Regions from separate parts of the Homo sapiens genome. Here region 1 is linked to region 2. A link is an interaction called in ENCODE POLR2A ChIA-PET data of the cell type or tissue named here. Cell type or tissue: GM12878. All regions are shown on one strand. Each heading gives the region's core, and the rest is flanking DNA. Links, peaks and the distances in the headings are about the cores only. Region 1 overlaps FBH1 (F-box DNA helicase 1). Region 2 has its middle 10 kb from the start of IL2RA.

What was found. ChIA-PET counts read pairs that join two places held together with the same protein. Peaks named below come from ENCODE experiments on the same cell type or tissue, not always from the same donor. Only the 100,000 strongest peaks of a DNase experiment are listed, where the experiment ranks them.
Region 1: POLR2A ChIA-PET joins it to region 2 with 5 read pairs; 8 of 35 experiments call an interaction of 5 or more read pairs at or near these places.

What each region holds. Positions count from the first base shown.
Region 1 is chr10:5,901,176-5,906,556 of GRCh38, reverse strand. FBH1 (F-box DNA helicase 1) reads right to left here. Exons shown (of 21, transcript NM_178150.3): 2 at 3,382-3,537; 3 at 1-520. Among named protein-coding and RNA genes, the nearest start is that of FBH1, 14 kb to the right of the region's middle. In GM12878, for the core only: no CTCF peak of the experiment used is centred there; a DNase peak (open chromatin) is centred at 2,156; H3K4me3 peaks cover 417 bases; H3K27ac peaks cover 2,523 bases.
Region 2 is chr10:6,069,968-6,075,348 of GRCh38, reverse strand. It overlaps the pseudogene RPL32P23. Among named protein-coding and RNA genes, the nearest start is that of IL2RA, 10 kb to the right of the region's middle. RefSeq lists an enhancer at 2,907-2,956. In GM12878, for the core only: no CTCF peak of the experiment used is centred there; a DNase peak (open chromatin) is centred at 2,600; H3K4me3 peaks cover 1,149 bases; H3K27ac peaks cover 1,556 bases.

The DNA of each region.
Region 1 (5,381 bases), core at 182-5,181, 170 kb after region 2:
AAGGCAAACACGTGCCTCAGGACCTCACTAGGCAGGCTGCAAATGTGGCTCAGTGCTTCCTGGCAGGGCAAGGTCCCAAGAAGCCCATAGTATGAGTCAGGAATGGGATCAGGACCCACGTCCCCAGCATCTTGGTCGGTTTCACCAGACTCCGCAGAGAGCCGAGACGTACTGTCCTCTGCTTCTTGCCTGGCCTCCCTAGGCCTTGTGCATGGCACAGACAAATGGTGCCGTGGAGCTTTCTTAGAAACTCCATCCCACCGGCTGGTCCCGGTAGCCTGGTTACTCTCTTCCTCAGAGGACCAAGACCGCTTCCTGGAGGGCGGGGCAGACCCTGGTGAGCCCGGCCCTGCACTGCCTTCCTGAGGCAGTGCACAGCTGCTCTCTGCAGGAAAGATCATGTCACCCTCAGAGTCCTGACAGCTGTCCTGGCCAACAGAATTGCTTTTGGCCATGTCATTGGTGCACGGCTGCTTGCCTGCTAGGAAGAACTCAGGGATGCATCTTTGACTTCCCTGACCTGTAGAGAGAACCCAAACAGGATGGACAAGAAATGAACGATGACTGTTGACCTGCTGTTAATCCATATAAGACACACTAATTTTCAATTATCTATGTTAATAGTGGAAAGAGATAAAAACACATTTATGGGCCAACTGATTATATAAATAACTAATCCAAACAATATTTATATTTGGCTCTATCATATTACCAGACACACATTTGCAAAGAGACAGAGACCAGTCTTCACATGATGTGATGGCCAGCAATACTCCCTGCAGTAAAAACAAGTACAGAGAAACACGCTGCACAGGGAACATCTGAATGGACAGACAAAAAGGAGGTGACTGCTCACAACCACACCGCCACTCACAAAGTGCCCCGCTCCCACTAACTCTACAACAGCAAGTCTACATGTGCTTAAGCAGAAATTCACATGCTTGGGGTCATCAGGATTCGGAAAATCTCACTCTTCTCATTTGACAGTGCTAAAACTTTTATTTTTATTTCTTTTTTATTTATGTATTTATTTATTTTTTAGATGGAATCCCACTCTGTCGCCCAGGCTGGAGTGCAGTGGTGTGATCTTGGCTCACTGCAACCACCACCTCCCAGGTTCAAGTGATTCTCCTGCCTCAGCCTCCCAAGTAGCTGGGACTACAGGCGTATGCCACCATGCCTAGCTCATTTTTGTATTTTAGTAGAGATGGGGTTTCGCCGTGTTGGCCAGGCTGGCCTAGAACTCCTGACCTCAAGTAATCCACTCACCTCGGCCTCCCGCAAAGTGCTGGCATTACAGGCGTGAGCCCCTGCGCCCAGCTTTTATTTGTATTTCTTCCTGTGAAGGTGACACATTAATTTATTTTTAAAATAAAAAGTCGGGACTCAGAATTCTCTTTATAGTGTTAGAGTGGTACCTAATCTCTTCTACATGTTTGTTCAGTGAACATTTACTAAGCACCAATGATTCTGAGACAAATGTAAAGTGAAAAACCTCACAGACTTTTCAGGAACATAGGGAACATTTTCAAACTCCTAAAAATTATTTTTAAATGCCAAAGAAGTAAACACTTTATCAATAATACATAGTTCCTTTCTAAATGGCTGTATCCAAAATATTCACTTTGGAAGAGAATGGACTGAAACTCGGTTTAGCCTTTAACAAAATTTATGAAACTGAAACAGATATTTTTCTATATTAGTAAAATTTAAAAAAAAAATTATAACGGTTAACTGTTTCTTGGGCAATCTGATAGAAACCCAGAGTTTTGACTTCACTATTACTACAGGTTAAATCCATATGATCAGGGTTAAATCCTAGCATTTTCTTTTTTAAAAAATATTATTATTATTTTAAAATAGAGACGGGGTCTCATTATGTTGCCCAGGCTGGGCTGGCACTTCTGGGCTCAAGCAATTCTCCCACTTCAACCTCCCAAACTGCTGGGATTACAAATAAGGCATGAGCTACTGCTCCCAGCCAAATCCTGGTATCTTCCAACTGTTGAATCCAGTCACACCCACAGTCACTGAGATGTCACCACGTGGTCAGGGCCACCTCACAAGTCCTTGTCAGTAAAAAACTCAAAATAGAGAAGAAACAGACTTCTATATATGGAACAAACTCAGTATCAGACAGGATATAAGTAAGTTTCAAACTGCCTCATACAGTTGGTTATAGTAGTTCCCACAGCAGGAAACATACAATAGTTAAAGACAACCAGGCTGGGAGAGGTGGCTCGCACCTGTAATCCTGGCAGTTTGAGAGGCGGAAGCAGGTGGGTCTCTTGAGCCCAGGAGTTTGAGACCAGCCTGGGCAACGTAGCAAAACCCTGTCTCTACAAAAAAATACAAAAATTAGCTAGGCATGGTGGCGCGCGCCTGTAAGTCCCAGCTACTTGGGAGGCTGAGCTGGGAGGCAGAGCTGCAGTGAGCTGAAATGGTGCCACTGCACTCCTGGATGACAGAGCAAGACCCTGCCTCAAAAAAAAAAAAGACAACCAGATAATATTTGAGTTGAATTCTGAAATTAGTTGTATCAAAGGGAAATAAGGCAATCTAGATTTATTAACTAAAGTGGGAATTCATTTGGTACATAGTGGGGACATTCCAGTTGATTTAGCAGAGATAAAATCTGAAGTCAAGGAGCAAGGTTACTGTAGTAGTCCAGGTCCTAGGTGACAAAGAGCTCAGGATGAAGGAATATTTTGGAGGAAAAACAATGACACATGGACCTAGTGACAGATTGGACAGAGAAGATGAATGAAGAGTCAACTAATCTCAGTGTTTCTGGATTGGAATAAGAGTGACACTGGCTCATGTCTTCTATCACTTTATAATTACACAAGCTAATAGGATTCATTCCATCACACTTGTCCACAGCTTTTACAAACTATGATAATAGGATAGAATTTTCATGGAAAACTCGGCGGGGCGCGGTGGCTCACACCTGTAATCCCAGCAGTTTGGGAGGCCGAGGCGGGTGGATCACCTGACGTCAGGAGTTCGAGACCAGCCTGACCAACATGGAGAAACCCCGTCTCTACTAAAAAACAAAATTAGCTGGGGGTGGTGGCACGCACCTGCAATCCCAGCTACTCAGGAGGCGGAGGCAGGAGAATCACTTGAACCCAAAAGGCAGAGGTTGCAGTGAGCCGAGATTGCGCCATTGCACTCCAGCCAGGGCAACAAGATTGAAACTCCGTCTCAAAAAAAAAAAAAAAACTTCATGGAAAACTCACAATAAAAAAAGTGTCAAGCTATTGCATGAAGACTACAAACTCACAGCAGCAACATTTACAAATACTTTTAAACTAGGAGATAGTCAAAGGACCCACACACTACAGGTTTTGAAATGCAAGAGTTTTAGAGGAGACATACCCCTACTCCCTCTTTTTGTTCTCGGTTTAGGATAGAGACCATGGTTCGGATCTCTGTTTGTCCATCTTTGACCGAAGGGCTGGGTCACAGCCAAGTGACTCCGAGCCAAATGCTGGCAGTCAATGGCAGTAAGATGCTTCCGCTTAAACCGTCTCACTGTTTCATACCAGCAGGTAGAAGAAAGGGGATATTCATTAGTTATCACCGATTCTACAAGCTAGCCAGCACATTATACTCAAGTTTCTGCATAGTGACACGATTTTGTCAACACCCCAGCCAACCGTTCCCCCCTCCCCTTGCCCCCCAACTTTGTCCTTTCAATTTCTTCGCATTTTTCTTCCTTAGAATTGAAGAATCCTAAGTGACATTTTAAGATCTTAAGTTTTTTTTTCTACTTATACTTTCTAGAAGACTTGGTCATGAAATGCTCATTTAAGAAAACGTTGTGGCTGGGCGCGCTGGCTCACGTCTGTAATCCCAGAACTTTGGGAGGTGGAGGAGGGGGCAAGACATTTTTAGTAAGTCTACTAAAAATACAAAAATTAGCTGGGCGTGGTGGTGCAGACCTGCAATCCCAGCTACTTAGGAGACCGAGGCAAGACAATCGCTTGAACCCAAGAGGTGGAGGTTGCAGTGAGCTGAGATCGCACCACTGCACTCCAATCTGGGCGACACAGCAAAAAAAGAAGTTGTCACTAGTGGATATACTGAGGTTTGGCATCTGTTCCTTAACTTTCTCCAGGCCATTTATATTTCTATTATAATCAAAAGTATTTAAGAATCGGCTATATATTTTTTTAAATAACAAAAAACTTTTATAACTTTCTTTTTTGTTAAATGGTTAAATTTTTTTTAATTGTAGTAAAAAGCACATAACATGAAAAGCACATAACTAGAAGCAAAACATCATGATAATAAAACAGGCTGCAGTTTCCTTGAAAGAAGGACCAAAGGGCACACATGTCTCAGCCCCCCGAGCCCCTTGGTATTGAGAACTGACTTGAAAGGACAGGAGCGACTCCCCCAGCCCCCAAATGGAAGAGAAGCCAATTCCTTTTCAGGACCTTTAGAGGAGAAAACTTCATATCTTCCCTTAGCAAAACACTACAGCAACAATTGCGCCTAGAATTTTGTTTCAACGGTACTGAAATACTTGGTTTTGTATTACTCATCTTCTTTCAGGTAATTCTTATCCATGTGTAACCAAGACTCTCCATGCTTCTGCATCTGTTACTGCATGTAAGATCTAGCTACCTCCTTATGGCATGAAACACTAAAATGTAAAGATACACTTCTTAAAAAATAAGAATTAGGTCAGGTGCAGTGGCTCACGCCTGTAATCCCAGCACTTTGAGAGGCCAAGATGGGTGGATCACTTGAGGTCTAGAGCTCAAGACCAGCCTGGCAACATGGTGAAACCCCATCTCTACTAAAAATATAAAAATCAGCCAGGTGTGGTGGTGGGCACCTGTAACCCCAGCTACTCAGGAGGCTGAGGCCCAAGAATCACTTGAACCCGGGAGGCGGAGGTTGTAGTGACCCAAGATTGTGCCATTGCACTCCAGCCTGGACGAGAGTACAACTCCATCTCAAAAAAAAAAAAAAAAGAAAAAGAAAAAAAAGAATTAAAGTTAGCCTTTATAGGAGATGGTCAAAAGAGAATAAAATCAGGTTCTACCAGTATCATATTTTCACAGATCCTAAAAAACACTCCAGTAGGTCGGGCGCAGTGTCTCACACCTGTAATCCCAGCACTTTGGGAGGCCGAGGCGGGTGGATCACCTGAGGTCAGGAGTTCAAGACCAGCCTGGCCAACATAGTGAAACCCCGTCTCTATTAAAAATAGAAAAAATTAGCTGGGCATGGTGGCATATGCCCCGGAGGCTGAGGCAGGAGTATCGCTTGAACGTGGGAGGCAGAGGTTGCAGTGAGCCGAGGTCGCACCATTGCACTCCAGCCTGGGCAACAAGAGTGAAACTCCATCTCAAAAAGAAAATAAA
Region 2 (5,381 bases), core at 267-5,266:
GGAGGCACAGGGGAACTCTCTCTCCCTTCCACTCGAGTTTGCTGTGCGTCTAAAACTGCTCTAAAAACAAAGTCTATTTGAAAAGAAACCTCGCAGTTGCAGTCCCCACAACTGCCTCCCGCTGCTGCCCCATACCCTCTGCTCCACTTTGGAGCACAGCCTCTCAGATGAGCTGTTGGTCCAGCACCTCTACAGCATCTCCATGCAGGTGCCGATTGCCACGGCCGGAGCAGAGCTCTCAGCTCCTCATAATCCTAACCAGCTCCCTATCTTAGTAACTTATCTTAGTAACTGGCAACATCTTTCACTGAGTACGCAAGCCAGAAATCTGAGTCACGTTGATTCTTCTCTTTTCCTCCCACTCAACCCTGCTGCATCCAATCAATCAAGTTCTGTGGGTTCCACTTTTAAAGTAGATTCCCTAAGTGGTCACTGCTTACCGTCTCCACTGCTATGGCCTCAGACCTCACCACCGCCTCTTCGGCTGACAAATGCAATGACCCCATCACTTCTCCTCTGCTCCCAACCTTCCCATAGTTTCCCATCAACTCAGAATACAATCCCAAACTCCTCACCTGGCCTACAAGTCCTTCACTGACGCAGCCCCTACCTACTTTTTCCACCTGCATCTCTGACCTGGGCCCCTGGCTCATGCAGTCACGCCAGCCTGCTTGCTGTTCCTGGGACATCGAGTCTTTCCTCCTCAGCGACGCTCTTCCCCCAAACAGAGACATGGTTTGTTCCATCACTGTATCCCGGCTCCATCCAATGGCTTTCCTCAACTTCGTCACCTGAATGAGCATCCTCTCCACCCCATCCCTGGCATGATTGACTTACCTGCATTGTTCTTCTCTGTGAGACTCACCATCCAGAGCATTACACCATATTTTCATCTGATTATTTGCTTCTTGTCTGTTCACCTCCTCAGAACTTGAGCAGCATTATAATAGCATGGATTTGGTCTGTCTTATTCTCAATATGATACAAGTACTTATGTACCTGGCACATAGTAGGTACTCAATAAATAGTAGTGGCAACAGAGCACCAAAAATGAGCTCGGCAGAAAATGAAGAATTCCATTATTTGTCTTAAAAAGGCAGACAAGCTAGGCACAGTTGCTCACGCCTGTAATCCCAACACTTTGGGAGGCTGAGATGGTTCAATCCCTTGATCCCAGGAGTTTGAGAGTGGCCTGGGCAGCATGATGAAACCCTGTCTCTACAAAAAATACAAAAATTAGCCAGGCAAGGTGGCACGAGCCTGTAATCCCAGCTACTCGGGAGGCTGACTGGGAGGATCACCTGAGCCCGGGAGTTAGAGGCTGCATTGAGATCATGCCACTGCACTCCAGCCTGGGCAACAGAGCAAGATCCTGCTGTCTCAAAAAAAAAAAAAAAAAAAAGGCAAATAAGTTACTAACATGGGGAAATATGGGTCATAAAGGAGAGAGCTGGCTTTTTCAGAAAAAGACAGTTATTAGGTATCCAACAACAGATAAATGGATAAAGAAAATTTGGTATATATACACAATGGAATACTGTTCAGCCATAAAAAAGAATGAAATCCTGTAATTCTCAGCAATATGGATGGAACTGGAGGAATTATAAAAAATGAAATAAGCCAGGAACAGAAAGTTAAACACTGCATGTTCTCAGTCACATGTGGAAGCTAAAAAGTGTCAGTCTCACAGAAGTAGAAAGTAGAAGGAGGATACTTGAGGGTGGGAAGGGAGATGGGAAGGGAGTGATAGGGACAGATTTATTAAAGGATACAAAATTACAGCTAGACAGGAAGAATAAGTTCTAGTGTTCTGTACTACTATAAGATGACTACAGTTAATAATGTATTACATAGTTTCAAATAGCTAGAAGGAGGTGGGGCGGTGGCTCACACTTGTAATCCCAGCACTTTGGGAGGCCGACGAGGGTAGATCACCTGAGGTCAGGGGTTTGAGACCAGCCTGGCCAACATGGTAAAACCCTGAGTCTACTAAAAATACAAAAAATTAGCCGGGTGTGGTGGCGGGCACCTGTAATCCCAGCTACTTGGGAGGCTGAGACGGGAGAATTGCTTGAACCCGGGAGGCAGAAGTTGCAGTGAGCTGAGATTGCACTGTTGCACTCCAGCCTGGGTGACAGAACGAGACTCCATCTCAAAACAAAAACAAAAACAAAAACAAAACCCAAAATAGCTAGAAGGAGGATATTGAATATTCCCAACACAAAGAAATGATGGATGTTTGAGATGATGGATGTGCGAATTATGCTGATCTGATCACTGCACGTCATATGTATCGAAACATCACTATGTACGCATGAATATGTACAGTTATTATTTGTCAGTTTTAAAGTAAAATTTTTAAAAAGAAAGAGAAAGAGAAAGAAAAAGACAAGTGAGAGAACTAGAAATTCATCCCACACCCACCAGGGATGAAATTAGCCTAATCTCAACAGAGTTCAGTCTCTTCATCTAACAGACAAGGAACAGAATCTTTCATCGCATGTTGGGGAGGGGAAGAATGAGGTTACTCAAACAAAAAGTTTCGAACTTCTCAGAAAAAAAATGAATTTCGTCAATTCGAGATACTGTTAATACCCCATCTGGCCATGATTGACGAAACAGACCTTTGGATTCCGTGAAACGAACCCCTTGCTAATGTCGCTTCTGGGTTCTTCAGACCTTCTTGGCAGGTGGCTGGCTTCTCTGTTCTAACTTAACCCTCCAGATGTCACATGAAAAAAGTATGCTTGTTATGAAATAATCCTCTGGCTTCATTACCCAGGAAGTCCCTGCTTTGTTTTTGGTCTTTGTTTTTATTTTCTCAAGCTCTGACAGAAGTTTCTGGGGGAAACTGTGGGTCTTTATGGATGAGGGTGAAGTTGTTTAGAAACTAAAATAAACAAGATACTGTATTTTCTTCCTCACGCTCTCTTGCTCATGCACTCAGAAGACAAAGGTACCCCCTTCAGTTCCCAGAAGCTGGTCTGCTCTTTTTTGTTTGTTTTAATTGTAGAGACACGGTCTCGCTCTGTGCCTAGGCTGGAGTGCAGTGGCACAATCGGTAGCTCACTGCAGCCTCAACCTTCCAGGCTCAAGGATCCTGCCACCTCAGCCTGCTGAGTAGCCGGGACTACTGGCACGCACCAACACACCCAGCTAATTTTTAATTTTTTTCTAGAGAATCTGGTCTCACTATGTTGCCTAGGCTGGTCTCAAATTCCTGGTCCCAAGCAATCCTCCTGCCTTAGCTTCCCAAAGTGCTGGGATTACAGGTGTGAGCCCCCACACCCAGCCCACTTCCGCTCTTAGGGAGAGGCGAGTGCATTTCAGAGAGCACTCGATGCTCCCAAAAGAAGAAGTTGACAGAGCCCACGTCCCCTCAGCCCTTCACACAGCCTCCCCTTGTCTTCCTCTCCTACTCAGCACTGTGGCTGCACTAGGACCCCTCATGATGACCAAGATCCTCATAAAGAGGACAAGAAGTTCATCCAGTACCAGTCAGGCCAATATCCCAAAATTAGCATAACTGGCAGAAATGCAGAGGCATCAACAACTCCTCTTGACAACAGGGTTGGTAGAAGAATCAAGGGCCTAATTTTGATGCCTGGCACAGGTTATGGGAGCAGCAGAGTACATGCTGCCCAGCGGCTTCCAGAAGCTCCTGGTCCACCCCGTCAAGAAGCCGGAGGTCCTGCTGAGGTGCAACACATCTCAGTGTGCTGAGACTGCCCTCAATGTTGCCCCCAAGAACTGCAAAGCCATCCTGGAAACAGTGGCCCAGCTGCCCATTGGAGTCACCAATCCCAGTGCCAAGCTGTGCAGCAAAGAAAAGGATTAGACTGCTCATGTGCACGTTTTATTTGTTTTTAAATTAAAAAACAAAAAAAAGAAAGAAGGAGGAAGTGGAGGAAGAGGAAGGAGGAGGGAGGAGGAGGAGGAATTTACATCAGCAGGCCGATCACATACTAGTCCTTGAATTCATGGTTGAATGTACTGACCATTCTCCCTACGGACACTTGAAGGTTTCCATCAAACCCTTCATAACATATTGCATAATTGTGGACTCTAGACTTGGGCCACAACTGAGTGATTTTTTTTTTCTCAAACCCAATTCCACAAAGTAAAAGCCTGATGAAATACAGTGAAGGCTGATGCCTTATTAACTGTGTTTCCCAAATCCAGAGCTCTAAAAAGGTTCTGCATACAGTCATTCATTCAATGCTTAACGACTGAGCATTAATTCCATGCTAAGTACTGAACTCAGCACTAGGAATAAGAAGGCGACCTAGAGGCATATCCTCTCTCTAAAGATGCATAGAGCCTCATTGGAATGATCAGCCGTGTCTCCAGAGAGCTACAAGGCAGTTTTCAATTGGTAAATGCCCTGAGAGTGATGGGCTTGTGGCATGTGTAAGGGTTAGACAGACCTGGGACCTAGACATGACACCACTCCTGACGAATTATGTGAGTGTGGGTGTTTCACAACCACAATGAGATGCAATGCCTGCACTTGTAACATGGAAATAGTGATGGCATGCCGGCCCCGCCAGATTGCTGTGAGAAGTCAGCGGCAGAGACATGCAACATTCTCAGCACAGTGCTTGCCATGTAGTAAGGGCCTAGTCAGTGCTAGTGATTCCTTTCAATATTCCTAAGATGCAGATAAGGGAACAGCCCAGAGGAGGGGGAGCACTTCCAGAGGGAGGGATGCGGTGAGACTTCCTTCAGCAGGGTAGCACTGGAGCTGGGTGTTAAGGAGTGAGTGAGCTTTGGGCTTATGGATTTAACAGAGGAAACCAAGAAAAGAGGAGGCGGTGTTGCAGGAACAGTGAGCAGTTGATGATTTTTATTTTGTTCTCTGGTCTGCTTGGGAACATTTTTGTGGCAAAGACAGCATGAAGGATAGCGAAGAATTAATACTGAAGAGATAGGCCAGGGCAGGTTATGAAGGATTTTGAATACCGGGCTAAGAAATGTGGGCTTAATTTCAAAGACATTATGGACACTCCTAAAATGTTACGTTGTAGATAAGGGAAAAGTATTCTTCCAGAAGATTAAATTGGGGCTGGGCACGGTGGCTCACGCCTGTGATCCCAGCACTTTGGGAGGCGAAGTGGGCAGATCACCTGAGGTCAGGAGTTTGAGATCAGCCTGGCCAACGTGGTGAAGCCCCATCTCTACTGAAAAAAAAAATTAGCCGGGCATGGTGGTGGGTGCCTGTAATCTCAGCTACTTGGGAGGCTGAAGCAGGAGAATCACATGAACCTGGGAGGCAGAGGTTGCAGTGAGCCAAGATTGCACCACTGCATTCCAGTGGGCGACAGAGCAAGACTCAGTCAAAAAAAAAAAAGATTAAACTGGAAGCAATGGGTAAGAATGGT